7 separate regions of the Homo sapiens genome follow, and all the other regions are linked to region 5. A link is a loop called in an ENCODE intact Hi-C map of the cell type or tissue named here. Cell type or tissue: PC-3. All regions are shown on one strand. Region 1 overlaps SULF2 (sulfatase 2). Region 2 has its middle 130 kb from the start of LINC00494. Region 3 has its middle 62 kb from the start of LINC00494. Region 4 overlaps LOC105372646 (a long non-coding RNA gene). Region 5 has its middle 210 kb from the start of PREX1. Region 6 holds the start of LOC105372637 (a long non-coding RNA gene). Region 7 has its middle 180 kb from the start of LINC00494.

What was found. A loop is a pair of places that touch in the nucleus more often than their neighbours do. Peaks named below come from ENCODE experiments on the same cell type or tissue, not always from the same donor. Only the 100,000 strongest peaks of a DNase experiment are listed, where the experiment ranks them.
Region 1: it touches region 5 in a loop (10-fold over the local background); 106 of 110 quality-filtered maps call a loop at or near these places.
Region 2: it touches region 5 in a loop (19-fold over the local background); 5 of 110 quality-filtered maps call a loop at or near these places.
Region 3: a loop joins it to region 5, with 36 times the contacts of the local background. A loop is called at or near these places in 12 of 110 quality-filtered maps.
Region 4: it touches region 5 in a loop (8-fold over the local background); 3 of 110 quality-filtered maps call a loop at or near these places.
Region 6: a loop joins it to region 5, with 18 times the contacts of the local background. A loop is called at or near these places in 2 of 110 quality-filtered maps.
Region 7: a loop joins it to region 5, with 5 times the contacts of the local background. A loop is called at or near these places in 8 of 110 quality-filtered maps.

Annotation. Positions count from the first base shown.
Region 1 is chr20:47,661,638-47,665,637 of GRCh38, forward strand. SULF2 (sulfatase 2) reads right to left here. Exons shown (of 21, transcript NM_001387048.1): 14 at 3,562-3,656; 15 at 2,493-2,552; 16 at 1,816-1,985; 17 at 1,433-1,575; 18 at 136-259. Among named protein-coding and RNA genes, the nearest start is that of SULF2, 120 kb to the right of the region's middle. RefSeq lists enhancers at 1,569-1,618, 2,429-2,568, 2,599-2,648, 3,182-4,000. In PC-3, CTCF peaks have their summits at 2,299 (motif pointing right) and 2,501; a DNase peak (open chromatin) is centred at 2,314.
Region 2 is chr20:48,483,077-48,487,076 of GRCh38, forward strand. No RefSeq gene overlaps it. Among named protein-coding and RNA genes, the nearest start is that of LINC00494, 130 kb to the left of the region's middle. In PC-3, a CTCF peak has its summit at 2,385 (motif pointing right); a DNase peak (open chromatin) is centred at 2,295; H3K27me3 peaks cover 1,071 bases.
Region 3 is chr20:48,419,560-48,423,559 of GRCh38, forward strand. No RefSeq gene overlaps it. Among named protein-coding and RNA genes, the nearest start is that of LINC00494, 62 kb to the left of the region's middle. In PC-3, a CTCF peak has its summit at 2,160 (motif pointing right); no DNase peak of the experiment used is centred here; H3K27me3 peaks cover 3,681 bases.
Region 4 is chr20:48,559,055-48,563,054 of GRCh38, forward strand. All of the region lies in intron 1 of LOC105372646 (a long non-coding RNA gene), which reads right to left. Among named protein-coding and RNA genes, the nearest start is that of LINC00494, 200 kb to the left of the region's middle. In PC-3, no CTCF peak of the experiment used is centred here; no DNase peak of the experiment used is centred here; H3K27me3 peaks cover 1,019 bases.
Region 5 is chr20:48,618,446-48,622,445 of GRCh38, forward strand. No RefSeq gene overlaps it. Among named protein-coding and RNA genes, the nearest start is that of PREX1, 210 kb to the right of the region's middle. RefSeq lists enhancers at 472-972, 1,008-1,716, 2,539-2,598 and a silencer at 2,109-2,238. In PC-3, CTCF peaks have their summits at 2,215 (motif pointing left), 2,752 (motif pointing left) and 2,960; DNase peaks (open chromatin) are centred at 2,116, 2,716 and 3,106; H3K4me3 peaks cover 2,026 bases; H3K27ac peaks cover 2,590 bases.
Region 6 is chr20:47,948,410-47,952,409 of GRCh38, forward strand. It overlaps LOC105372637 (a long non-coding RNA gene), which reads left to right and starts at 2,401. Exons shown (of 7, transcript XR_936793.2): 1 at 2,401-2,515; 2 at 3,348-3,436. RefSeq lists enhancers at 2,828-3,387, 4,000. In PC-3, a CTCF peak has its summit at 1,716; DNase peaks (open chromatin) are centred at 1,002, 1,862 and 3,222; H3K27ac peaks cover 3,827 bases.
Region 7 is chr20:48,177,774-48,181,773 of GRCh38, forward strand. No RefSeq gene overlaps it. Among named protein-coding and RNA genes, the nearest start is that of LINC00494, 180 kb to the right of the region's middle. In PC-3, no CTCF peak of the experiment used is centred here; DNase peaks (open chromatin) are centred at 2,468 and 3,058; H3K4me3 peaks cover 510 bases; H3K27ac peaks cover 2,301 bases.

The DNA.
Region 1 (4,000 bases), 960 kb before region 5:
ATGACTCGTCTGGAACTGTATCACCTCCCAAAGCCTGGTGATTTCAGGCTCATTCTTGGGGTAGACACCACCTCCTGAGTCCCTTCCTTTGGTTACCCTGCTGTCCAAGGGCCCCACGTTGGGGTGCCTACTCACCCAGGTCCATGTTTCGAGTCCGGGGGTTACACTGCTTGTAACCCTTGCAGCTCCTCAGCTCCATGAGCTGTACGTGTAGCTGGTTGAGGACATCCCTGTCCAGTGTGTTCACTGCATTCATCAGCTGGTTGCAAAAAAGGTAGTCTGTCAACAAGGTAAGTACAGGGACTCTCGCCCTGCCCTTCTACCAACCAGGGGACATATTTCAGGCAGGTGGCGGGTGGAAGGTGCTAGGGGCTGGTGACCTGTTTACTCCAACTTCTGCAAGAGCCAGCGTTTGGAAGAGTTAGGTGACTTTTTGGCTTCAAGTCCCACCAGGTTCACTCTTCATGAGAGTGAAAACTCAGGAGAATAAAAACCACGTCTGTGTATTTAACGTTGGAGTTCTGCAGCCACTGGTCAGGAAACTTCCCAAGCTTGGAAAGAAAGCCTTCCAAGTCTTGGTTTTATCAGCAGCCTTCATTCAGGGGCCCTCAGCTCCTCCTGATTGCAAAGCAGCCATTTGATGAAAGGACGGGTAAGTGGCCTGGGTTCTTGTGTAGTCTGGGAGCTACCGGTGAGGGACTTAACCTACCCCTTTGGTAAAGTATGAGGGTGAACCTATCTAAGGAGAAAGACTGCACACCTATATAGTAATTAAAGCATTTGTGCTGCTGACATTTAAACATCAGATTTCATTTAAATTATTTCAGGCTTTTCTTGAAAGGTCAAAGCCTGGGCAATACCAAGGCCACAGTACAGGAAAGCTCTAGTGCTGGAGCTCAGTAGTGACTGTCCCTGTACAAGGGCCCACATGTTCCGATGACCAGACATGCCACTGCTCCTTTTGGTCTTGTGTGGTCCTGGGCCACTTCAGTCGCATGTGTGTTTAGATGGCTTACTGTACGGAAGCACTTAGCAGAGTGCTTGGTGCAGTGTGTTACTGTTATATTAGCTGCGCGGTCCGTGTAGGCCCTGCAGTGGGTGATATTTGGCTTGATCCTACAGCCTGACAGTGTTAGGAGTCTTCACAAGTTCCGGCAAAACCTGGTTGCATGCTGCATGTTAAGTTAGAGGGAAGAAGCCATATATATTACACACGCAGGGTGATGGAGGCAAAAAGCAGGGTGATGGAGGCAAAAAAGGCTGATTGAACACAGAACCCCCAATCTCAGCAGCTTCACAACTTACTCCCACCGGCTCAGGGACTCAGTGGGACTTGGACAATTTGTCATCACTTCCCTGAGGTTGGGGGGGGCCTACCTGGCAGCACTGGTGTACCCCACACCCCCATCCCTCTAGCTCGGGTTGCCTGTACCTGGTAGGGGTCTGTGTTGAGATCAAAGTACTCTAGGAAGCCAGTTGCAAATTCACAGAAGAGGAAATTGTGAGTCTCATTGATGGTCCTCATGCACCAGTACGTGTTATTGTTGGCGCTGGTGCAGGCACAGAAAGGCCCCACTGCCAAGGAAGAGAGAGCATGTCCTGAGTGCCTGCGGGAGGAGGCCCCATCTGCCAACAGTGATTCCTGTCAGGGACAGCCCCTAAAACCAGTTCGTCAAATGCCAAGAGGCTGTCCCGAGCACCGTGGACCCCTGGTGTTGGGGACCCCCTTTCTGAGAGAGGTCTGGGTCACTAAGTGGAGAAGTTTCTTGAACCCCTGGGCCTCAGCCTGTCCACCCCTGCCCTGGGCTTGCTCACGTGTCCAGAAAGGCGCCGTCTGCCAGTGCTGGTTGTCGTGGGTGAAGCACGTGAGGCCTGGCATGCTGCACGTGTCGTTGTTCTGCAGGCGCTTGAGCAGCTTGCGGAGTTTCTTCTTGCGCTTCTGCTCCCGCAACAGCCACACCTTGTCCTTCTCTTGCAGGCCCTTCCTATGGGCGCAGAGGGCCACACACACCTTGGGCCTCTGAGGGATCAGTGACCCCATGTCTCTGCTCTTCCTGTCCACCTAAGGGCTTCGCTGAGGCTTCTCCAACAGAGAGCCATGGGCATAGCAATTCAGGGTCCCAAGTCCCAGTGCTGCTCCAAGGCAGAGCCGGGACCAGAACCTGGGTCTTGTCATTCTACTTTAACTCCCAAGGGGGCACAAGCTGGGGACAGAACCAGGCAGCTACTGGGACTCCTGTTGACACCCCTTTCCCCTCCTTCCTGTGTCCTGCCCTGCTTGGTGGAGTTGCGGTAACCCCATTTAGCCACAAGGGGGCGTCGGAGGCCCGCTCAGTGTTGATTGGGAAGTAAGGCCTCTTCGAGGGCTACCGTGGACTTCCCAGGGAAGGGCCTGGACTTCTTTCCTTTTCTTCTGAGTTTTAGCTTAAGGGAGGGCCACCTCCTCATGCAGGCCTCTGCATCTCTTCCCCAGGACCTCAAGCTGCTCTTACCTGAAAGGATGCAGACTGGAGCCTCTGTGCTTGAGGCGGCCTTTGTGCTGGGTGTGGTAGCTGTAACAGACCCCCCCAGCCCCAGGCTTCAGGAGTGGCTCAGAGGGCTCCGCTGGCAGGTGCAAGCTGTGATTTCTGGGACTCCCATGTGTTGCTGCTGCCCCACCCCTGTCCCTCCTTCTGGGGTGGTGGTGGGTAGGGCATGACCCTATCCTCAGGGCAGCAGGTGCCTGCCTGAGTGGCTTCTTTCTCCAAGCATGAGCCAGGACTCTGCCTGGACTTTTGCTAGACTTTAGCAGGTTGGGTTAATTGTAATTTAGCCACGACTAGAAGCTGGGCCTGGCTTTAGGTGCATCAGCCTCAGCATCCTTTTTCCTTTCTTTTTTGATGGTTAATTTTACATGTCAAAGCCTCAGCATCTTGAGGTTGGTTCCCTCACCACCCTGCCTACTCACACTTGGTCGGGGTCAACACAGGGAAGCCTGTGTTTTGCAACACTTTCTGGAAAGACAGCAGGGCTTCTACAGCTGTGCTGTCCAGTATGGTAGCCACTGGCCACAGGTGGCTACTTCAATTTGAATTAAGCAAAATAAAAAATTTGGCTCCTTAGTGACACTAGCCAAAATTTTAAGTATGCACCAGCCACGTGTGGTGTAGTGCAGATATAGCCCATTTCCGTCAGCACAGAATGTTCTATTAGAGCTGTTCTAGAGTTCAGTCCTTTGGGCCAGGGGACCCCTAAGCCGGGAACATGGACCTCAAACCACATGGGGGATTTCTGAAAGGGCAATCGGCAGAGGCACTTTTCCGGCCTGGAGCCGGCTCTGCGCAGCCAGCACGGGTCTCTTGCTAGCAGTACTGGAATCTGGGCGCCAGCCTGGCTGAGGAGCAGGTCCGTGTGCCACACTGGCTGACAACAGGGAGGTAAATTACGGATTTTTTTAATGCCATGAGGGGAGAAGATAAAGATAAAAATAAAAAATGAAAGGGGTCAATCACGAGAGGGGATGAACTGAACTGTCCTGTAGGAGAGTGGGGTCTTAGGGAGGTCCCTTTGCTACTGCCTCACCTGATTTTGTGACAGTCACATTCTTCTGGCCGCTTTTTCTTCAGGTGACCTCGGACTTCCCTCAGGTTCTTAATTTTGTTCTGCAGGGTTTCAATCTGAGGGAGGGGCAGAAGAGGAGGCCTTGAAACCTTCAAGGCTGGACAACAAAGACTTGGCCTGGTGACTGCCCCCACGCTGCCGTGTCTGTGCTCAGCAGCGGCAGCCTGCACTCCCCGGGCCCCAGGGCAAGCACCGGCATGTCTGGGTGGGGAGGAGGTACTTGTTCTGCCTGAAGGAAGCCCGCCTTCTCCTCCAGCCAGCCCTTGCAAGGGAACCGAGTCATTTTTCCGGCCTGGCCTGCGCAGGAACCCGCTGAGCCCACTGAGGCCTCCAGTGTCTCCCCTGGGTTTGATGAAAGGCCTCCTGTAGCGTAGACTTCTTGTAAGTCAAAAGGGGGACA
Region 2 (4,000 bases), 140 kb before region 5:
GGAGCAAGAACGGCCAGCTTACAAGGACAGGTCTGTATTCTGTGGATGGGCCAGAAAGAGGGTATGCAGCGAGGGAATGGTAATAACGTAGGAGAAAATGGCCAGGGTCACAGCCTGGTTTGTCCCCTTCTCACTGGGGGCCTGCAGAAGGCTGGTCCAAGCCAGCGACATCCGTGCATAGGGGTCAAAATGGACTGGGACCCTTCATTTGCTTCCTGGTGTCTTGAGATAGCCTCCCACCCACCAGCCCCACTGTGGGTCCCTGCACTGGCTTCACCAAGAAGAAACTGGGAGGCTGAGGGGCTGACCTGCGGGGAGATCTTTTACTCAGTCCCTGTGGACCTGTTGAATGTTTAACTTATCCTTAAAAAACATGCCTGCCTCTTTGCATGTCTAACTGTCATAAGGAACATGTGCTACTTTGCTAAAGAAGGAAAACATCACTCCAGACCACCTGTGCATTTAGTAAACAACAATTCGCAGCCCAGAGCAGTGGGTTTGCTGCTGCTGCAGAAAACAAAAGCTCAAAACCCAGGTGGAGCCTTCAAAGGCCACCTGGCTCCAAATTCACCCTCGGAATTCACTAACTGGTGTGTCTGGAGCTGTTTCTTTTTTGGTGTCTGGTGTCAGGAAAGAGAAGACACAGGGACACCAGTTGGCGGCTTAATCACATCAGACCCAAACCTCAGTTCTGTGTGTCCCATCTAGACGCCACTGGGGCTGAATGAACCACGAGCTGCTGCCCTGAGCAGGGAGTCGAATCCATCCTTGATCAGATGGCTGAAGTCGCGCACACCCTCTAGGGCCCTGCATGGGGGTGGGGAATCACCCGTTGGTTTTATCTCACAGCAGGGATGACCCCTCACTGGGCACCCCAGCTCAGACCTCAAGGGAAACAGGCCTGAGGAAAGATGGGTGGAAGGATGGGGCCCCTGGTGGGAGGACTCACAGGGTAAGAGACCCCACCCACTTAGGCAATTCACACTCGGGGTCTTTGGGGCCCTCGAAGGAAACCGTTGGTTCACAGTGAACACAGACAGGTCCAGCTATTCAGGATCACAATTATCTGCAGCAGGGACAACCACCCACTGCCAAAAGATGAATTCAGTAAGGCAGAAACTTTAGCTCATGATGAATTTCTTACTGAAAATGATTTCTATAATCATGTTTTATTTACCTGTATTTAAAGATTAAAGTTTCAATATGGCACCTTAATTCCTTAACAAAGAGAAAGAATGCATATCTTGTGGTAACGGGGACCAGCAGCTCCATGAATCAAAGCTTTCTGTGGCTCGATCTAGTTCAGGGTATGAGTGATACATTTAATGTGCCAGCAAAAGCCTCTGGTAAACAGGGAGCAGCGTTACAGCCAGCAGAGCCCAAGGGCTTGCCGGAGCTGATGGAGATTTAAGGGAGCAGGTTCGAGCTCCTCCTGAGGCAGAATGAGCGGAAGGCTCTCTCCGTCTCCTGAGTGTCAGGCTGGACTCAAAAGGGAGAGAAAATTGTTTAAATGAAACAAAACACTGTCATTGCAATGTGACATTCTCTTCCCTTTTTTTTCCTTTTTTTTTTTTTTTTTTGGACACAGGTTCTTGTTCTGTCACCCACCCAGGCTGGATTACAGGGGCATGATCTTGACTCACTGCAGCCTCAACCTTCCAGGCTCAGATGATCCTCCTGCCTCCTCAGTAGCTGGGACCACAGGCATGTGCCACCACATCTGGCTTTTTTTTTTTTTTAAGACATGAAGTCTCGCCACATTGCCCAGGCTGGTGGATTACAGGTGTCAGCCACCACACCTGGCTCCCTTCCCTATCTCACCTGACAGTGTCTCTACATCCCCATCTCTTACCACTCTCCCAATTTCTTAGATACTCTGTCCCCATCTCTGATCCTCCTGATCTCTGGCCTTTGCACTTGCTGTTCCTTCCACCTAGTGTGCTGTTCCCTCAAATCACCCATGGCAGCCCCTTCTTATCCTTCAGGACTCAGCCCACATGTCACCTCCTCAGAGAGGCCTTCCCAGACCACCCAAAATGAGACAGTAGCTCCACCCCCATGACTCTTTATCCCATCTCCCAATCTGTGTCCTTTATTGTATCTTTCACAGTCTGAATGATGTTTATGTGTTGACCTGCATGCTGTCCATCCTCATAGACTGGAACTTCCTGAGAGTGTCATGAGATCAGATGGCTCTTACGGCTCTTACTCACCGCTGTGTCCCAGACACCAGCACAGCAGCCTGTGTTTAAAGATGGTCTGTCAATATTTGTTAAGTGACTGGACAGATACGGAAGTGGACAGTTACACTGACAGTTTTTACAGGGGGACGTGTTGCTTTGTCTTCGACTTGTTCCATTGTTCTCGTATATAACGTGGGCCTGACCAGAAGGAGGTGCTGCTTGGACATGACAAAAAACTTTCACACAATCTGTTGGACAATAAACCACATAAGTACCCCTTCTCTATCCATTATTCTACACCTTTGTGGATACATCAATAGATTTCATGTGGGCTCAGGAATTTTGAAATATATATTTTAACAAATTGCTCATATAGACAGGGATCCTAAAATATAGACAGACATATAGATAGTCACCTGAGCCCTGCACACTCTACGCATGACTTTGCAATCCATCCTTTGAGGAAGTCTGCAGCAAAGACGGCCCTTCAGAGCTGTGATGAATCGAGTCAAGGGGCTGGACCTTTAGACCCCTGTGTTTACTACTAGTCTTTGGAGATGGAGGGACCCCAGGAAGGGTGACTGGGCAAAGCAGCTCCTGTCAGCCAGGGGCATTTTCTGGGGAGGGTCTCAGCTGTGAGCTCTCAGCAGGCAACCCCCTGGGCAGTGGGGCATGCATGCCTGCTCCTGAAAGGGGATGTGGGGGACACATCCCAGCATCTGCTCCAAGCCATGAATCTTTCTCACCAAGGCCATTGTGCAAAAGCTTCCTGACAGGCCTCCCTTCTTCCACTCTTGCTTTCCCTATTTTCCACACAGCAGCCAGAGGAAGCCTGTGAAACCCAGGTCAGGTCCTGTGCTTCCTCTGCTCAGAACTCTCCATGGTTTCCACATACTCAGAGTAAAACCCCGAGCTTCATGATAACCATGAGGCCCGCAGCTTCTGCCCCCAAGGCTTCTCTGACCTCACCTCCCGCTGCTCCTCTCCTCACTCGGCCGCAGCTGTGGCTCCCTCCCTGATTTTCCTGGAACATGCCAGCACACCTGTTGCTGGCTTTGTACTCACTATTCTTTTGCCTGGAAGGCTCCACCCTTGTCATCCTGGCCCACAGCCTCAGCTCCTCCGGTCTTTGCTCAAATGGTGGCTTCTCAGCGGGGTCTTCCCTGACCATCCTACTGAAAATCAACAACCACCCCCCATAGGGGGTTGAACAAGGGCCCCCCATACATGTCTACATTCAAACCCCTGGGACCTGTGTATATGTCCATTGCAAAGAGGTTTTGCTGATGTAATTAAGTAAAGGATCTTGAGATAGAAAGATGACTCTAGATGACCTGGCTGGGCCCAGTGTAATCACAGGGGTCCTTATAAGAGGGAGGCAGGAGAGTCTGAGTCAGAGGAGCTATAGTGACAGGGCAGAGACTGGAATCATGTGCTTGAATATGGAGGAAGGGGCCGCGAGCCCAGGAATACAAGGGGCTTAAAGGAAAACACAGGCCAGACCAGCACTTTGGGAGGCAGAGGCAGGTGGATCACTTGAGGTCAGGAGTTCGAGACCAGCCAGGCCAACATGGTGAAATACCATCTCTACTAACACAAAAAAAATTAGCCGGACATGGTGCACACACATGTAGTCCCAGCTACTTGGGAAGTTGAGGCAGAAGAATATCTTGAACCCAGGAGGCAGAGGCTGCAGTGAGCCAAGATTGGACCACTGCACTGCAGCCTGGGCAATAGAGTGAGATTCTGCCTCTAAAAAAAAGAAAGAGACAAAGAAAGATGGCAGGGCGGGGTGTTGGGGAGAGAGAGAGAGAGAG
Region 3 (4,000 bases), 200 kb before region 5:
GGCTACATGTAAGTAGAGTGTGGACTTAAGGACCCCTCCTTGGGGTTGAGGCTTCAAATCCTAAGCTCCCAAAGGGGACCATTTGAAAAACAAGAATAATTTCTGTTTGGCCAAGTACTGCACTACATAGCTGCATTTGAGAGAAGAGGACTGAGTCTTTTTAGGTTTGCGAATTCCAGTTTTTCCTTTTTTTTTTTTTTTTTTTTTTTTTTAGACAAGGTCTTGTTCTGTCTTGCAGGCAGTGGTGGCTCACTGCAGCCTTGACTTCCTGGGCTCAAGTGATCCTCCAGCCTCAGCTTTCCATGTAGCTGGGACTACAGGCATGCGCCACTATACCTGGTTAATTTTTTTTATGGTTTTTTTTTTTAGTAAAGATGGAATCTTGCTATATTGTTCAGGCTGGTCTTGAACTCCTGGGCTCAAGTGATCCTTCCACCTCAGCCTCCCAAATTGTTGGGATTACAGGCCTGAGCCACCACGCCCAGCCCTTCAGTGTAGTGATCTATGGTGGACATCATACCCTTCTGGGGGCATTTTGGATATTGTGGGGATGGTTTTGGTTGTGTTTTGATTGGGGACACTGACATTTATTCAATTATTCAATAGGAGTCCAGGGACACTAGAATTCTGCCACATTCAGGACACTCAGACACAACAAAGTCCCATGACTTATCCATATCCCTTAGAATAATTCATGAGCCTAGAAACTCACTCCATTTTACACAGAACTCTAGGTATTGATGGCAGCTTTCAAAGGACATTGAACATAGAGTTTGTAGTCTCTGCCCACAGACACCACTGTTCCTTTTTCCCTAACTGCCTGTGCAGAGTGCTGCTGAGCCGTGTGGCTTCCTGCTCTTTGATTGGCCTACTCATCACTGGAGGTGCAGACGTCTCGCTGCTTCTGGGGTTTGTCTAGTGTAGCTACACGTAATCATTTTCACATATTTATTATAAGTTCATTTTATAGAAGTTATTATTTTGTATTATCTGTATTATTTTATAACAAGCTTGTTCCCTTTTCCCTCTTTTATATTACAATTAAGACATCATCCTGATTTGCTTTTAGGTTATACATATAGGTAATTCCTATTATTTTTGAATTTCATTTTAGAATAGTAAAGCATCATCATAAGATATCATAAAATACAGTTCAGTCTAATAGGGCTGAGGATCGCTGTTCCCGTGGAACTCTGCTATGGACGTTTGCTAAGAGGCCCAGAATCGGATTTTTCCAGCAAGAACATCCTGATTTTACTGTGGGGAATATTTATCTACTGGACCCAGTCTTGACGACCTTGATGGGCGGTCTTAGTTTGGCAAAGGTTGTTTGCACTGACATTTGAAATCCACCAGAGACCCAGTGCCAATCAGCATGAGAAGTCATCTTCTCAAAGCATCAGTAATTTATGCAAAACAGCACATTCCCCTTCTATTCCATTTTAGTTCATTTCTCTGTTCTCCTTCCAGCTCTTTCCATTCCTCCAGAAAGGTCTTTTCTGTTTAATTCCTGGGTAGAGATGGCTCCTTGTACCCCAGTGTCCTTCCCTTCCTTCAGACAGTGATTTTTAGTTGGGTGCTTGGTCACCTAGGCTAAAGATTGCTGTTCCCAGTCCCCCTGCAGGAGATGTGCCACCTGACCACGATCTGTCCAAAGGGATGTGAGAAGTGAGGGATGCAGGTTATGTGTACCCTTAGAGATGAGTCCTGCTAGCCGGACTCTGTGTACCCTTAGATATAAGAGTCCTGCTGGCAGGACTCTGAGTACAGAAAGGAAGCATCTTGGAGCTTGCTGCCAAAGGTCCTAGCCTAGTGATGGCAAAACAGGAAGACAGGAGGAGCTGGGGTCCCTGACAATGGAGCCGCCACAGCAGCCCTGGGCCATTGCTTTTGACTATTGTGTGCTAGAGAAATAAACTTCTATCTTAACATACTGTTATTTTGTGTGTGGCAAAGCGTGTGCTCATCACAAACCCATTTCTTCTTCCTGGATTCACATGGAGACCACATTTCCAGCGTCCTCTGTATCAGGTGCAGGTATGGAGTGTAAGCTTTCATGGTGGATGCTTCAGGGCATCCAGAACAAAGATGAACGCCCCACAGAGCTATCTTGAGAGCCACAAGCTGAAGGTGGCAGTGCCACAGGAGAGAAGGATCCTGGGTCCCCAAACCACAGGGGGGCACTCCCTACACACAACCAGGAGCATTCGCTTGGACAATTAGAGGAACAAGAAACAAACCTTTATTTGGTAAAGCCACTCACATTTTGGAGTTTGATACCTTGTATGACCTTAATTAATTCAAGTTTATGTCCCAGCTCTCTACATCCTAATCAAAGAGCCCTGAGCACACAAAAGAAAAAGATCTAGGTCTTTCTGGAATTTCTGCATAAAATATTCATAAATTAATTGGTAGAAAGAAACCTGTCAGTCATCCACTTGCACAGCAAATACCCATTGAGCTTCAACTTGAGCACAGTGGTGACAGAATGGAAAAGGAACCTGTAGGGTCCCTGCTCTCCTGGAGCATATGATGGGGACAGTCAGCGGACAGGTCAGTACTGCAGGGATTTTTATGGAAGGAGGTGTGTTAATCGAATTTTCGTGAAACAAATCACATTCTGACTTCCTGCCAATGATATAATTTTATTTTCTGCTTTAGAAATCTTTCTTGGTGTAAAATGATGAATGCTTTCATAATATAAGCAACAAATCCCCACTTTTTCTTGTTTCATCTTCTGTAAGTTCTGGATTCTTTGTCTGGTTTTCTAAAGGCAGTGCACTCTGGTTCAGCAAAGGTTGTTTACATTGACATTTTAAATCCACCAGAGACCTATTGCCAATCAGCATGAAAAACCATCTTCTCAATGCATCAGTAATTTATGCAAAACAGCCCATTCCCCTTCCACTTTGTTTCAGTTTATTCTGAGGCTCTGGCCAGGCCTCTGTCAAGCCTGGTGGCATCTTTCAGGCGTGCACAAATGACCTACAGATACAGGGGTCTCCATTCTCATGGTGAGACTGGGTGAACTCCCAGATGTTCCCAATGCATCCCTTCTGGTAGGTTTCTCCAGGAAGGTACATCCTGCAGAGCCATCCTTTGGCCTGCACCATCTCATTCTGAATTTCTGGCTCAGAAGTCAACAAACTACAGCCTGTGGGCCAAACCTGATTACACTTGATTTTGTAAATAAAGTTTTATTGCAACACGGACACACTCATTCATTTACATATTGACTGTGGCTGCTTTTGCAATAAAATGGGGAGAATTGAGGGCAGAATGGCCTCCACAACCTAAAATATATATATATATTTTGTCCAAGATGGAGTCTCACTCTGTCGCCCAGACTGGAGTGCAGTGGCATGATCTCAGCTCACTGCAGCCTCCATCTACCAGGTTCAAGTGATTCTCCTGCCTCAGCCTCCTGATTAGCTGGTACTACAGGCATGCACCACCATGCCCAACTAATTTTGTATTTTTTTTAGTGGAGACGGGGTTTCACTGTGTTGGTCGGGTTGGTCTCAAACTCCTGACCTCAAGCCATCGCCTGCCTCGGCCTCCCAAAGTGCTGGGATTACAGGCAAGAACCACCACACCCAGCCAAAATACTTTCTATTTTATACCCTCTGGTTCTTTTTAGAAAACGTTTGCCAACTACTGACCTAGATAATTAACTTCCTTGGTTTTGCCTAATTGCCCTGGTTTGGGTAATTCTGTAAGTGTGACCTCTGGCTCCTCCTTACCCTGCATCTTGAAGCTGAACTTGAGTGGATGGAGTTTCTAGTTCTTTAATGGGAATTTGGCTCAGAGTCAATAGAAAGAAAAGAAAAACACACTTTTTAAGGTTTTATATTTTATTAAATTAAATCGGATTGAAAACAAAAAGCAACAGTCCTCAGGTCCTATGTTTTCACCTTCAGTCCATGCCTAGGGTTGACCACTTTTGATAGTTTCAAATTTTTTGGTGCTTCTGGAACTCTAAATATTAACCTTCAAGTTC
Region 4 (4,000 bases), 59 kb before region 5:
TCTCTCTTTGTCATTAAACGTAAGTCAGGCATTCTTCACAAAATGCTGCCAAGAAAGCCATAGAAGGAATAGCATGACTTATACACATCAAAAGAAAGATCCCCTCAAGGGGGTTTGGGAAGAGTCGGGGTGGCATGAAGAGCTTGAAAGGCCCAATTGTCCATCCAGGATGATACCAGTGAGAGATGTCATGAGGGGCGAGAGACATGGGAGGGGAAAGGCTGTGCCAGACACTGTGGATGGAGGCAGCAGGGGCTGGAGCATCAGGAGGCTGTGGGGGCCCCAAGGATTCTGCTGAGCCCCACCCAGGCCCAGCTGAGTCATGGCTGAGAGATTTCCCACGCCAGGGACATCTGAGACCCTGAGGCCCCTAAGTCTCCCAGGCAGACACCGAGCTCCAGAATGCGGCCAACAGTCCCCACCTGCATGGAAGGACCTGGAAAACAGGCTGAGGCCTTGAACCCAGAGGACCAAGTAGTTTGCTGGGAATTATGGGGAAGAAAGGTGGCTGAAGGAGCTTTGCAGACTCCCTGAGCTCATGGGTGTCTGAGCTGGTAAGTTAAGATCAGCCTAAAACACCTGACCTACAGCACCTGCCTACAATGAACACACACACACACACACACACACACACACACGCACACACTTACAGAGGCACTCACAGGCAAACACACATGCATACACACGCACACACAGAGGCACTCACAGGCAAACACACATGCATACACACACACGCACAGACTTACAGCGGGACTCACAGGCAAACACACACATGCATACATATACACACACACACACACACACACACACACACACACACACACACACACACAGTCACAAACAAGATTTGTCCCCTCTCCCCTAAAGGAGAAGGGGCAAAATGCAGACATCACCACACGGGACCTTTGAACAGTGACAATGGAAAGAAAACCCAAGTAAACAAGTGATACCACCAGCCCAGCCACAGCCCCCTCTTCTATGCTAAATTCAATTTGCCACGTCCCCTTCATGGTGTTTCCTTGATGGCAGGAAAGGGATAGAGTAGAAAATTATAGGCAGGGCCCAGTGTGGGGAAGAGAGGCCTCAAAAACTCAAGGCCCGAGGGAAGGCAATATGCGGTGACACAGTGGTTTCCAAAACTATTTTTCCTCTCTACATACACACAACCAGATTCACCAGATTCAGCACACAAAAAAATGTATTTCAGAAAAGCAAAGAATAATTTTTTATGTAAGTATGCACCAAATATCACATAGGACATGGTTATACTAAAAAATTAATTTATCAAAAATTCAGATTTAACCAAGAATCCTGTATTTTATTTGGCAACACACACACACACACACTCTCACACATCTTATCTAGGACTCAACATAAAAAGCAGCTAAAAAGCAGGTCCTACCCCTGGGCCTCCCTGCCCCAGCCCCTAGACCCTGATGGCACTTTCTTGGACTCTAAGGGCCCAATTAGAAAATCACTGGTGCAGTTGGGCATGGTGGCTTATGCCTGTAATCCCAGTACTTTAGGAGGCCGAGGTGGGTGGATCACCTGAGGTTAGGAGTTCGAGACTAGCCTGGCCAACATAGTGAAAGTCCATCTCTAGATATACAAAAATTAGCTGGGTGTGGTGGTGCACGCCTGTAATTCCAGCTATTCTGGAGGCTGAGGCAGGAGAATCGCTTGAACCCAGGAGCCGGAGGTTGCAGTGAGCTGAGATCACACCACTACACTCCAGACTGGGCAACAAGAGCAAAACTCCGTCTCAAAAAAAAAAAAAAGCACCAGCGCGGTGGAAAGGGTATGCGTTCCACGTCAAGGTACAGTTCCACCTGGTTCAAACCCCACTTGCCAGCCTCGTGACCTTGAGCAAGACCCTTTACGTCTTTGAGCATTAATTTTTCCATAAACTTAGGTTTATGTTTGAATCTGGGTATTTGCTCATGTGTGTGTTGGAACACTGCCCTCTCGCCCCTCTTGTCACCCGTCTCTTTCCCACCAGGCTCCCTGTCACTGGGGAAGAGAAGAGGAGGCTGCTCTAAAGCAGGTTCTCAGTGGAGACAGAGAGCAGGGAGACAGACTTTCCCTAGAGGACACCCCCAGATTTGTTCACCTTGTAGCGAACTGTGAAAGGGATTTCTTACTGCATCTCCATCTCCTGTTACAGAGCCACCAGAGTGTTCTAATTAACTTAAAGTCATTAATGGCTGGGCACAGTGGCTCATGCCTGTAATCTCAGAACTTGAGGGGCCAAGGTGGGCAGATCACTTGAGATCAGAAGTTCAAGACCAGCCTGGACAACATGGTGAAACCCTCTCTCTACTAAAAATAAGAAAATTAGCAGGGCACTGTGGCGGGCACCTGTAATCCCAGCTGCCGGGAGGCAGAGGTTACAATGAGCAGAGATCGTGCCACTGCACTCCAGCCTGGGCAACAGAATGAGACTCTGTATCCAAAAAAAAAAAGTCATTCATTAAATATAGAAACGGGGTGGAGAGGACAGACTGAAGACCCCTGGCCTCTTGCTTGTGCAGCATCGAGGAGGAGAGAAAACTCAAGGCAGCCCACAAGGTGTCCTCATAAGCAACTTTAGTGTCCTCATAAGCAACTCAAAGAGTAATGGTGCTGGGCTAGGCTGGTGGCACATAGGACATTTGTTCATGAAGACCCTTCCTGCCCTGGGCCAAGTTTAAGTACACACCATGGCTTAGAAGGTGGGTGTGAGGTTCAGGCTTTGGTGATACTTGCTGGCTTGTTTTTTTGGGGGTTTTTTGGGTTTTTTAAATATATTACTTCCCCTGAAGCATTAATAACATGCTAAGTTTCCAAACTTATCAGCTGAGTGATGAGTTGACTATAAAACGCCGGGTTGGAGAGTGACAATATGCCCCTGGGTGTGCGTGCACGCCCGTGTGTCCAAATGAACCTACGTGTGTCTGTTGCCCAGAATATGGCTCCTATGCAATGATCTTGAACACCTGGTTAATGTATTTATAAAGGCAATACAATCATACAGAGAACACCGCTGGCATTTGGCGCTCATTCCCCTTTGATTGAGGGATGATTTTTCTCTCCACTGTTCTGGAATTGGTGAAGTGTTGAGACCTGCATCACAGAGATGGTTCTAGTCTCCTGATTTAGGCTGTATGGGGAATATTCCCAGCCCATCCTGTCCCATAATAGAGACTACCAGTTCTTAGACATCATCTCCCTCAGAAGCAGGGAATTCTCTCCACCCAGAGACTGCTTCATCTGCAGCTCTTCATGCTCGCTTATGATTTTGAAACCCACATCTTATGACTTTGAGTCTGCGTTGCCCAGTGGTCCTGGCCTCTGACCCATAGCTTCATCTTATGAAAATCCTAGCCCCCAGTTTTGTACACCTGGGCCCTGATGGAGACTTAGATAATTTCTATCCCAACCCCAGGATCGTTTTGCGCAGCTTTCTTATGTGGATTGATGGACAGGTCCATCCCTGGGTACCATAACCACTACCCAAGAAGTGTCTGACCAAGTGGAAGCCAAGCGTGTTAAGGGAAGAAAGTTGCCAACAGCCCTTCTCACTGGCTCCCATTCAGGGCCTCAGGAGTGACGTGACCCACCCCAGGGGCTGGAGGAGAGAAGCTTTTTGGCTAAAAGTTTGAGAAAACTGTTTACACAGAAGTCCCGAAGAGATTCATGCTCTGGTGAAAATCAGATGATCCAAAAAATTGTGTGTGACCTGCTGTAGAGATGGACAGTAGCCAGGAGACACCACGCTTCTGAATGCAGATCATCTGGCTCTTTCTGAAAAAGGGAACCCTTGATGGGCTGGGATTCTTAGTGACTTGGAGTGCTGACTATTTGAATGTGAATCAGGATTTGTTCAGCTGCAAGGAGTAGAGTAAATTAACAGTTGCTTAGTCAGTGCTTCTGAAACTTTCGTGTGCATACAAATCACCTGGGTTCCTTGTTAAACAGCAGCTTCTAATTCATTGGGCATGGAATGGCATCTATAATAAGC
Region 5 (4,000 bases):
CCAGATGCACCTGGGATGAACGTACTTTTACAAAGTCAATGTAGTTCTTATTTCCTGAACAGCACCACGATAAAGAGTTCGTTTGTTCCTTCAACATTTCAGCCAGCCCGTGGTTTCTATAGCCCTTTCTTGGCATTCCTTCACTTTTAATACACTGGAAGCCCCAAGAGGGAAGCCCCCTGGGTCTTTCCTTGGTGACCTGCTTCTGCCAGCAGCGAGTGGGGCTGCGGGTGGGGACCCAGGACCTGGGACAGGACAAATCCCGGCTCAGAGGCTCCTTGACTGCGTGCCCCTCGGGGAGCGCCTTCCCCCTTCAGCTCCTTCAGCTCCACAGTGGGAGGACAGCGACAACCATGGTGCCCCCCTAGGGCTCTCGTGAGGATTCAGTGAGGTGATGTGCACAGCCTGCGACACACAGTAGGGGTTCAATCAGCACCAAGCATCAGTGTCCCTGCAGTCCCTATGGGGCACGGGGATCTGCCTCACCTGTTAATCAGGAGGAGGAAGGCGAGTCTTTCCTTTTCTTTTTGGAGTCAGTCTCTCACTCCATCACCCAGGCTGGAGCGGAGCAGTGGTTTGATCATGGCTCACTGCAGCCTCGACCTCCCTAGGCTCGGGTGATCCTCCCACCTCAGCCTGGGACCACAGGCTTGCACCACCACCCCAAGCTAATTTTTTTTCTTTATTTTTAATAGAGACAGGGTCTCACTATGTTACCCAGGCTGGTCTCAAACTCCTGCGCTCAAGCAATCCTCCAGCCTCAGCCTCCCAAAGTGCTGGGATGACAGGCGTGAGTCAGGGCACCTGGCTCTAGACTTTCGTCGACGTCCTTTCTGGCTCAGACATTCTGAGCCTCCACCATCGGGTAGGGTCAGACCTTCTGAGCCTCTGCCATCCAGACAGACCCAGATGGATCAGAGGAGGGTGCGAGGGTGAGGGTGAGGCAGAGTGTTCCCAGTCCCTCTTTATGGCCAAGACTCTGCAAACAGGACATGGATCTGGCTTGGATAGGACACAGATGTGACAGCCCTCATGTCTCCCCAGCCTCAGTGCCCCAGGACCCCCTGCCCTCTTCCTGACAGCAGGGGATGTGAGGGAAGGAGGGCAGCCCTGCATCCCACACCCAGGCCCCCTCCCCTCCCCTGATACCCAGCAGCCACGGGTCCATCGTCTTCCAGTGTCAGCCACGCACCATGAAAACAGATACCACCCACCGGGGCCATTCCTGTGCTGTTTTTCAAAGAGCTGTTTGGGCCAAAAGCCAGCAATGCAAGTCTGTGTGCCCTGCAGGGCTGGCCCTCCTCCAGCTCTTCATCTCTGAACCTCCTGTCCCTGGAGCAGCTCATCTCAGCCCTGCCAGTGTCTGGAAAGTGCCCATCATCACCTACAGCTCTAGGAGGGCTCTGGCGAAGCACAAATCAGGACCTGAGAGCATCTCCCGTTACCCATCAGCCCCGTGGCGGTGACATGTGTCCAGCAGGCAGCAGAGCCACTGGGAGGGGCACAGGGTGGGTTGGCTCTGATTGGAGCGGACATGGCAAGAAGGATCTGGAGGTGGAAGCCAGGGCAGCAGGGCCAGCTGCAGGGTGGGGGTGCTCGGGCAGCCCAGCATGGGGAACTGGAGCCTGGAAAGTGCTGGAAGGGAAACATTGCAGGAAGCAGGAGGACAGGGAAGCACCCACCCCACATGCTGGGCAGAGGCTGGCTAGGGACCCGCCCTGGGAGTGGATGGACTTGAATCCTGGGCCCCTCTGCTGAGACCCTCAGGACTTCGGGATGGGAAAACAGAACAGCACAGGGCCGCTGCAGTGACCCAGGGAGAGGAGCTGAGCCAAGCCACCCTCACGCACCCAAGGACCTGCCCCTGGGCCACACCCCAGACAGAGCCCCGGGCTCAGGGTCTGGAGCCACACGGCCTGGGCTCAAATCCAGCCACTGTCCTTGTGAGCAAACTTTGGCTGCAATAATGGGAGGTGCAGCTGGTGAAGGCGCTGGCAGCGGAGGCATTTCCTTAGCATCCCTCTCCTAACCACCCCTGCCCCACTCCAGCCCTCCAGGGAACGCTACCAGTGCCCGGAGGGAGGCAGCTTCAGGCTTGGCTTTCGGCCTCCCCTGCCTGCAAACCCCGAGCTCCAGGCTTGCAGTGGGAGCCTCCCAGGAGCTCTGGGCAGGAGGCCCGCAAGGCTAGGCGGGGCGCCCTGGCCCACAGCGCCATCTAGTGGCCGTCACTTCCACAAAGGTGCACCAGTGACTGTGGGTTTCTGGTCACAAGCTTCGTAAGCACCCCGCTTTACAGTGCATAAGGGCCTTTCATATCCTTCTCCTCCAATCAGAAGAGAGGAAGGGAAAAAAGAGAAAAGAGAGAAGGGAAAGATCCCCGAAAGGAAAGAATTGAAAAATCGAGTCAAGCTCACAGACATATGTTATGGGACAAAGACAAATATAGAAAAGCTTAGAGAGAGAGAAAGAAAATGAGGGGGACGAAAGTAAGAAAGAGACAAATTTTAAAAAGTTTTTAAAAAGAGAGAAAAAAAGAGAAAATATTCACGGCAAGCCCAGCCCAGGAGAGGGATAGCGCCAGTGCCCATTGTCCAGACGATTCCAGGCCCCGCCTCCAGGCTGGCTCTGTCCCAAATACCTGCACCCAGGAGCCAGCCTTCGGTCTGAGTGCTGGAGCCCGGGGAACAGCAGCCTCTGGGCACTACGCGGTCCCCAGCACCACCTGCTGGACAGACAGGGCACTACACTTATCCCGGGAAGTTCCACTTTGGGGCCCTGGAGGAGACTCCTGGTACCCCCGCAAGGCAGCCAGGTGGGCGTAAAGTCTCCATTTCTCAAAGAAGGAAGCTGAGGGTCCCAGAAAGACAGAGAATCTCAGATATGGCCACTCAGCAAGTATCAGGTGTTGACAGATTCAGGAGCAGGCGAGGGTGTCTGACTTCAAAGGTCCTAGTCCAGCCCCCCATGAATGAACCCACGTGGCAGACACAGAGGTTAGAGGGGCCCGCTTGGCCACAGATGGGTGTGGCTTGCGCCCCCCGCTCTGATCACTGTGCTAACCCTGCTTTCTTCTATTAATATTTAGCCGTGATTCACCACTGTCTGGCCCTGGGCTACAGTATGGAAGGGGTGTGGTTCCTGCTCTTACTGCTGGGGGGAAGGTGGACAGGAAGTACACCAACAGTTATTTAGATAAAATCATAAAGCGGTCAACACACCCCATCGTACCTTCCACTTCCTGGGTGGCCTCTGTTGCAGTCCACGCCAAGGGGCCATCTCTGGGTCAGCACCTTTTGACAGATGAAAAAACTGAGGCTCAGAGGAATTCAACCACCTGGGCCCTGCCCTCATCCTGGAGGAGCAGAGAAGGAGAGGCTCCGAGAGACGTCAATGCGGGGCTGCGCCTGCCCCTTGATTCTCCATTGGACGGCACAGTGACTCCGGGTCACCAGGTCCTCCCCGAGCTGACATCGCCATGGCAAGTCCAGAGCTAAGGATCTGGCCGTCAGCGTGAGCAGGCCGGATGAGTGCTCGGACCACGTGGCTCCGGGGAGCTGGAGAGCTGGCACCCTCCTCAAGAAGACAGCCGCTCCTCAGCTCCAGCTGACATGTAGCCAGGTGGGAATGTGGACCAGTGTGACCAGAGCTTCTGATTTTTTCTTTAATCTTTTTTTTAAGAGGCAGGACCACACTACGTTGCCCAGGCTGGAGTGCAGTTGGCTATTCACAGGTGTGATCAAAGCGCACGACAGCCTTGAACTCCTGGTCTCAAGCAATCCTCCCACCTTTGCCTCCAAGTAGCTGGGACCACAGGTGCGCACCACCACACCCAGCTCAGAGCTTCTGATTTTCGAGACAAACTAAAAATCAGAATTCAGAGATGAAATTTGCTGGTTCATAAATATAATTCATTTTTTTAAAACACCATATCAGGAAGGAAGTAAAAAAAAAAACCCACATTTAGTTCCAAGTTTCAGCCTGGAGCCATCAGTTTGAGACC
Region 6 (4,000 bases), 670 kb before region 5:
CAAAAAATTAGCTGGGCATGGTGGCGGGTACTTGTAATCCCAGATACTTGGGAGTCGGAGGCAGGAGAATCACTTGAACCTGGGAGGGGCGGAGGTTGCAGTGAGCTGAGATTGTGCCATTGCACTCCAGCCTGGGCAACAAGAGCAAGACTCTGTCTCAAAACAAAAAACCAACATAGTTGCACATGCTCAGTAAGGGGGATCCACGCAAGGGTCTGATAGCATCCACACCCGCTCCAACCGTCTATTAATAGACAGTGGTCAAGGTGGTCCTCCTCTTCAAGTTCAGGTTCAGGTTCCAAGACAGAATGGGTCAGTCTTGTAATGGGGACTGTGAGATTTGCTGGGCTGCTGTAGGATCTGCCAAGGGACATTAGAAGAAAGGCAGGAAACCACACTGGGGTTAGAGTCCCACAGAATTTTATTTCAGCTCTGGCCCTTTCTGGCTGTGAGGTCTTGGGTGAGTGTCTTCTCTCTCTGGATGCATTTCATCACCTAAACATGGGACACCCACACCTGCCCAAGGGATTAGCTCTGGGATCATCCTCTGAAGCCCACCACTGCTGCTGCTGCTTCATGCATTGGCACTAATTTTGAATGCCTTGTTGGATGTTCACATAGGTTAAAAAGCTGCTTGAAATGATCTGAGCCCAGAACTGAAATCCATTTTACATAGAAATAATTTTTATTTTATTTTATTTTTTTTACTGTTTTAAACTGAGTTTTACCACACTGTTCCCATGGTGTAAACTACGGGAAGATTGTACTCTGTTCTTTTCAGGATTTATTCAATGTTGCTCACCTGTTTGAAAAAAATCACCTTACCAATGGCAGAGCCTCTTGTGGTGTCTGAGTTGCCCAGAACAGTACAGCTGTAGTCAGTCCGCATCTGTGACTTCGTTCACTGTGATTCTGCATCCAAGTTCAAGCATCTGATGACATAATTACACGGTCTACCTTAGTAATGCCAGGTGTATTAGTCTTCTCAGGCTGCTATGAAGAAACACCCGAGACTGGGTAATTTATAAAGGAAAGAGGCTTAACTGACTCACAGCTCTGCAGGGCTGGGGATGCCTCAGGAAACTTACAATCAAGGCGGAAGGGGAAGCAGGCTTGTCCTCCTTCACATGGTGGCAGCAAGGAGAAGTGCAGAGTGAAGTGGGGGAAAAGCCCCTTATAAAACCATCAGATTATCCTGAGAACTCATTTACTGTCACGAGAAAAGTATGGAGGTAACCACCCCCGTGATTCAGTGACCTCCCCCCAGTTCCCTTCCATGACACGTGGATATTATGGGAGCTACAGTTCAACGTGAGATTTAGGTGGGGACACAGCCAAACCATATCACTAGGGCACTTACATGTTGAACTATGTTTTGTTTTATTATAAATTCCTTTCTTTTTCTCTTTATATCCCTCTGGGGAAATTACATTGTTTAAGAAAATGCCTGTAGCTAGGTTATATTTTCTATGAATTTCATTTCAGTTGAGTAAAGGGAAAGTGATAAAGTATTTGTGTTAAAAGCCTGGCATTGACTCTGACAGAGTCGAGAATCACACATCTACAAAGAATTAGCAACATCTTCTCTTTCCATAGGAAACCCATAGCCTCACTGAGAGACACCTTGGAGCTCTTTGTTAGTTTGAGCCACATTTTACAAGGAAGGACTCTTTTCTGTCCTCTCCCAACTGCTATCCTTTGCTAGGACTCCTTAAGAGGGAGTATTTTCCCTCTTAAGGAGTCTGCTGGGGACCTGTGTAATCATTTAGCCCACATCCTGGGCCATGTCAGCTCTCCTGGAATTGTCCCTACTAGCGTTGAGTGTGGCTGTCTTACTCCCCTTTGCTGGAGGAACAGACCTGGACTTCTGCCAAACTGAGGTCCCTGCCTGGTGAGTAAGTAATTTGTTTCCTCCATAGGAGATGGAGCGACAATCAAGAAACAAACAAACACATTTTTTTTTTAAAAGGCATAAAAGCTTAGTCATGCAAATCAAGGCAGAGGAGAGAGGGTAAAGAAAATGGCCTTATTCATATTCTGCAACTTCAGCACGCCCTGGCCCATGGGCCGATTTCTATTAAAACACTCAGCCTAGAGCAGCCAACACTCCGGCTCATTAATAAAGGTTTGTCCCAAGTGGAGTAAACACCACCCGTTCCCAGGACACCCAGAAGCAGAAAATTAACCAGAGGTGAACTGGGTCATTAGCTGCTGCACAATATGGGTCATCCTAGATTAATTTAGTTCCCTTCAACTGGAGGCTCAAAGAGAGTGACCGGTTCTCATAGCGGGGAACAGTGACTTAGCAGCGTGTTGAGGTCTCTTGGATACCAGGCCAGGAGCTGCCATTATGATTCATGGCGCCTCTGACATCACTCAGTGGTTTTGTGATGCAAAGTTCACATGTCTGAGCACACATAAGGGACTCTGTGAATATGTGTGTATTTGTTGTGTGCATGCCCGCAGAATGGGATACAGAGACTCACTCTATTCATCAGGGATTTGTTTTAATCAGGTATGGTAAGACCCCCAGACACAGAAAGTACTGTCATCCGGGAAGACATTCATTACATTCTAGGTCCCGAGAAACGGGAGACATGGCATGCTCTGCGGGGCCGCACGGGGAACCCTGGGAACCCGGGAACCGTGCTCTGCGGTCCGCACGGGGAACCCGGGAACCGTGCTCTGCAGGGCCACATGGGGAACACTGGGAACCCGGGAACTGTGCTCTGCGGGGCCACACGGGGAACCTAGGAACCCGGGAACACGGGAACCGTGCTCTGCAGGGCCACATGGGGAACCTGGGGAACCGTGCTCTGCAGGGCCACACGGGGAACCCGGGGAACCGTGCTCTGCAGGGCCACACGGGGAACCCGGGGAACCGTGCTCTGCAGGGCCACACGGGGAACCTGGGAACCCGGGAACCGTGCTCTGCAGGGCCACATGGGGAACCCTGGGAACCCGGGAACCGTGCTTTGCAGGACCACATGGGGAACCCGGGAACCCGGGAACCGTGCTCTGCAGGGCCACATGGGGAACCCTGGGAACCCGGGAACCGTGCTCTGCAGGGCCACATGGGGAACGCTTCCTTTCAAGAGGAAGAGGGAGGAAGTGAGACATGAGCAAGAGACTTTATTGAGGAATGAATGGATAGGCAGTCACCAGGCTCAGGGTTGTGAGTGTGAGTCACTTCAGCAGGCTCTGGGACATAGGGGCTGTTCCTAGTTGTCTGGTACCTGGCCCTGGAGAGGGAGAGCCCAATAAAAGAGGTGGTTGGGGCGTGTGGGCTCTTGATTTGTTTTTCATTTGCAAGACATGCTCCAGATGAGTTGTTTCCTGTCTCTTAGGAATTGGCAGGCATGGGAAGAGCACGCTGTCCAGGGTCGGCAAGGCCTGGAAATGTCAGAGCATCAGAATACTGAAAATAAAAGACATGGTCAGTACTCATACATAGACATGACACACACATATACACACATACGCAGACTCACACATGTCAACAGCTGAATGAAAAATGTCTTTCATTCCTGGAAGCAGGAGTCATATCACTTTCTCCAAAGCATGTCTTTTTCTATGCAATGGTGTGCTTTAGGTGCAAGAACACTCGAGAAGCGGCAAAGATAAAGTTAAACAAATCCAAGTGTTATAATTCTGCATTATGCATATGTTTTGACTTTTCATCTTTTATTCAGAGAGTAAGATAACCAAATAGAGTAAAGGAAGCCCAGCCAACCAGCTCAGTTTCATGTGGGCAGAACCAGCAGGAAATTGAAAGGGGAGAGAAGCCCCTTGCCAAAGCCGCCTCCACTTGCACTGGGAAGCCCACCACAGGCCACCACCTGGGCTGGGAGATTTGTCAGCAGGCGTTGGCCTGTGACAGTCACACTTCCTGCTCCTCAGTCTGAGATGCCCCAACCAGATGGCGGAGGCCCGATGGGGAAGGAGCAGCCTCCACGGAGGCCCGCCTGGTTTTCCAGCCTTGGACTTGCAGCCGGGACAT
Region 7 (4,000 bases), 440 kb before region 5:
AGGTTAATAATTTGAGTGGACAGAAATTGTTTTGCCTATGCTTTATCCATTTCTCCTCCCTTTGAGGTCAGAATGTGTGTTTTTCTTGGGAAACCACCTGTCTCTCACTCTCACCTTACTCGGGTGTCCTGGACTGACCCTAGGTGTGAGTAGGTGACCCAGGCCTGGCCAATCAGAGCATCAGATTCACCAGCTGCCTAGGACCCCAGTCGGTTCATCAAAATGCAAGTCTTAAATTGTCACTGAGATTGTTAAACAGAGAGACATTCTTTTTATGCTGGATTTTATGTTGAGATTGTTAAACAAGAGAGATATTCTTTTTATGCTGGATTTTATGTTGTGATAATAGAAGCTGAGAAATGCTTGGAGACACCATATAGAGATAATTTGCCTACATAGGGAGCCACAAAATGCAAACAGAGATAAGTGATTAAAAAGCCAGAAAGGCCGAGTCCTGATGAAAAGATTTAAGCCCTTGGATCTAGCCAGGCCTGAAATCCATCAGATCCCCTCTGGACATTTCAATCATGGATCCAAAGAATTTGTGGGAGTTTTTTTTTGTTTTGTTTTGTTTTCATTTTCTTTAAAGTCCAGCAATTTTACTTGAACTTGGTGTTGGTCATGATGGGTCACTATTCACAGGATGCAGCCTGCTCTTTTAACAAATAATTTCCAAGGTTTTGTTTTTGGAAGTTTTTTTGAATTATTATTTTCGGTATTTGTATTGCTCCCTTGCTGCATTGTCTTTTTTTTCCTTGAGAGATTCCTTTTATCTGTAAGTTAGTTCTTGTCTCTATCAACACAATTTTTTACCCTCTCTCCTAATTTTTGCTTCATCTGACCCTTCCGTCCACTATTATCTTCTCTGCCTCCTAAAATCTTTAAGACAATTATTTTATCAACAATCCCCCCTTCTCCCTAACATCTCCAGATGACTCTCCCAGTCCCTCCACGGACCAGCCTTGCCTGTAATCTGACTCTCTTTGAGGACAAGCAGCCCCTCTCCAAGGAAGCTCTCTTTGTTTCCCTCACAATTCAGGCGCTCCAAGTCTAGAGGCAGGGTCAGCCCCCTCTCTGTTTTTCATGACAATCAATATATCACTTTCCTTCTTCCTATTTCAAAAGCACATCTTGCTTGAAGCTCTTGCCATGTGTCTTTAACTCCCGTCCAACATTCTCCGCCCCTCATCTGGAAACATCCCACTCAGTCCCCTTTATTCAGTAAAGACTGAAGCTCTTGGCTCACTCTTTTTTTTTTTTCAATCTCATCTAAGGCCCTAACATCCACTCAGGTTCCAATCCTGGCTCCATCCTTTATTAGATCCATTACTGTGGGCCAGGTGCTGAATTTGCTTGTGCCTCAGTTTCCTCACTGGCAAAATAGGACTAAGTGGTCCTTACATAGTTGTTGTAATGATTGAATTAAAGTGCAGAAATGCTCAGAACAGTGCGTGGCACTAAATGTAGTCTGTTATTATTATTATCATCATTTAAATTTTTATCTGGCTTGGCTGGAGGAGCACAAGTAGGCCCTTAGCTGAAGCTGAAATGTGAAGACTTTTTAAAGAACTCTGTGATTTGATTTTGGTGTCCCAGAAGGTAGCATCCTAGAGGTATTAATTTATAAACCATTCACAGGAAATAAAGAATAAAATGTAACTCCTTGCAAGAGGGCTTGTTTATATATTTTATAAGTAGACTTTACCGCTTCCAACTACTGATCAAACCAGCTCGCCATCAACTCATGATAAAAAGTCCTCATTGGTAACAATAGGGGAGGAAACAGGAGCATTTCCTACATCCACCTTGGTGATTACCAATGTGTGAGACCTTTGCAGACCCATGGATGTACCAATATCCTCCAAGGGTGTGTTGGCATGGCCACCTCCTCCCAAGACCTCCCCATACCACACATCCCCCACCACCGGCATCTCATGCCCACACCATCTGATATGGTTTGGCTGTTTCCCCACCCAAATCTCATCTTGAATTGTAGTTCCCATAAGTCCCATGTGTCATGGGAGGGACCCAGTGGGAGATAATTAAATCATGGGGCAGGTCTTTCCCGCGTTGTTCTCATGATAGTGAATAAGTCTCATGAGATTTGATGGTTTTATAAAGAAGAGTTCCCCTACACAAGCTGTCTTGCCTGCCACCATGTAAGAAGTGACTTCGCTCCTCATTTGCCTTCCTGCATGATTGTGAGGCCTCCCCAGCCATGTGGAACTGTGGGTCCATTAAACCTCTTTCCTTTATAAATTATGCAGTATTGGGTGTATCTTTATTAGCAGCATGAGAACAGACTAATACACACCCTCTCATCCTCCCTGAACTTTCCACCGGCATATTCTATCTCTGGATTTCACATCATCACACAAGGCATTTTCTGAAAACTCCTGTCACCCCCTCCTAAAGTGATTTGTCACCAGCAAATAGAGTGATGGGAGGAGCCTCTTTATTAACCAAGAGATGATTCATAGGGCTGCACACAAAGCCTGTGAAAAGCAATGTTTATTTTCTTGAAATGACATAAAACTATCATTAATCATCCTACCCAACCCATCCTGAGCGACCTCCTCGCTTGTTTTAACTTCTACAAATTAATGTAAATCACTAGATTCAGGGTGCATATTTGGAGTGGAGGGTCAGAAGAGCCGGCCAGAAGACCTTTGCTTCTGTTTCTATAAAACATCATACACTAAGAAAAAAACACATTTCCATTTCTTTCTTTCCTATAATTGGTCAGGGGTCTTCCAAACTCGAGTCTGTTCTTTGTGAACCAACATAGCAGAATTTAATTTTGTACCCCTTCTCCCCTCATAGCTAAACCTTGAACTTACCGACTGGAGTGAACAATGAGGCCACCATATGGAGGACAGCATCCTGGTCTAGAAAAACAATCTCCATAATGCACCAGCCCATCCAAAAACAGACTGAAATTATATGTTGAAGCACAGTGGAAATTTCCTCCTGCATGTTTTATGTAAACAAGTTCATTTGTTCATTCAATGAATCCACAGTTCTTCAAAGGCTCTGTTTATATTAAAAGAAAGAAGCAGAAAAATTTGGATTGGCGGGCAGCCAGCTCTACACCTACAGAGTTGTCAAGCTGTTAGAGCAACATTCGGGAGCTCCGATGTTTATGTTGAGATGGGCTTTTAAGCCAAAAGTAAAATATTTTTTTTTGGATGAAACAGCCAGATATGTGAGCAATGGACTCACATCATCAGAGACAAAAAGACCAGTGTTTTGCAAAAGGGCAGAAGCTGAGCTGGTGATGGGCCTCAGACCTTGCGCAGGGCCCGAGGACTCTGTCTTCTCATGTCTATGGAGCAGCATCTCAGGGGTTTCTACATTAGACAGCTTTAAAGTAACAAAGAAGAGCGAGTGTCTGAGGTTAAGACCTTGACACACGATGGTCTCTAGGCTGCTGACTTGAATCCTCAGGAAAAAATCTACCCACCAAAGGCCTAAAAGTTGGGTTCTTTCCAAGTGTGATATTTTATATTTACTATTTAGAAGACCATGCAGTAATCAAATAGCAGCTTCAAGAGAGGCTCTATGAGAAAGAGTGTCTTGTATCCATCAGGATTCTGTGGTTGCAAGTGACAGAAAATCCTACCCCAGTTGGTTTAATCCAACCAAGTGTTTCATTGAATCACAGACTTGAAGCAGGATGGGGATTTTTGCTTTGGGTGTGGCTGGATCCAGGAACTCAAAGGATGTCACCATGTGGCTCTTTTTCTCTATTTTTAAACTGTGCATTCCCCTGAGTTGGCTATATTTTAGGGTAGATGTTCACTCGTATGAAGGTGGCCAGCGGCTGCTCCAGCTCAGCATCGTAACTTCTCAGCAACTGCAGTGGAAAGAGAGCACTGCTCCTGCAGTTACTGAGGCCGATACCTGAGAATTGGCCTTTAGTAACTTTAACTGGGTCACATGTGCATATCTTAACCAATCACTGTGGTCATGGGATAGAGACTTCTGATTGGTCAGACCC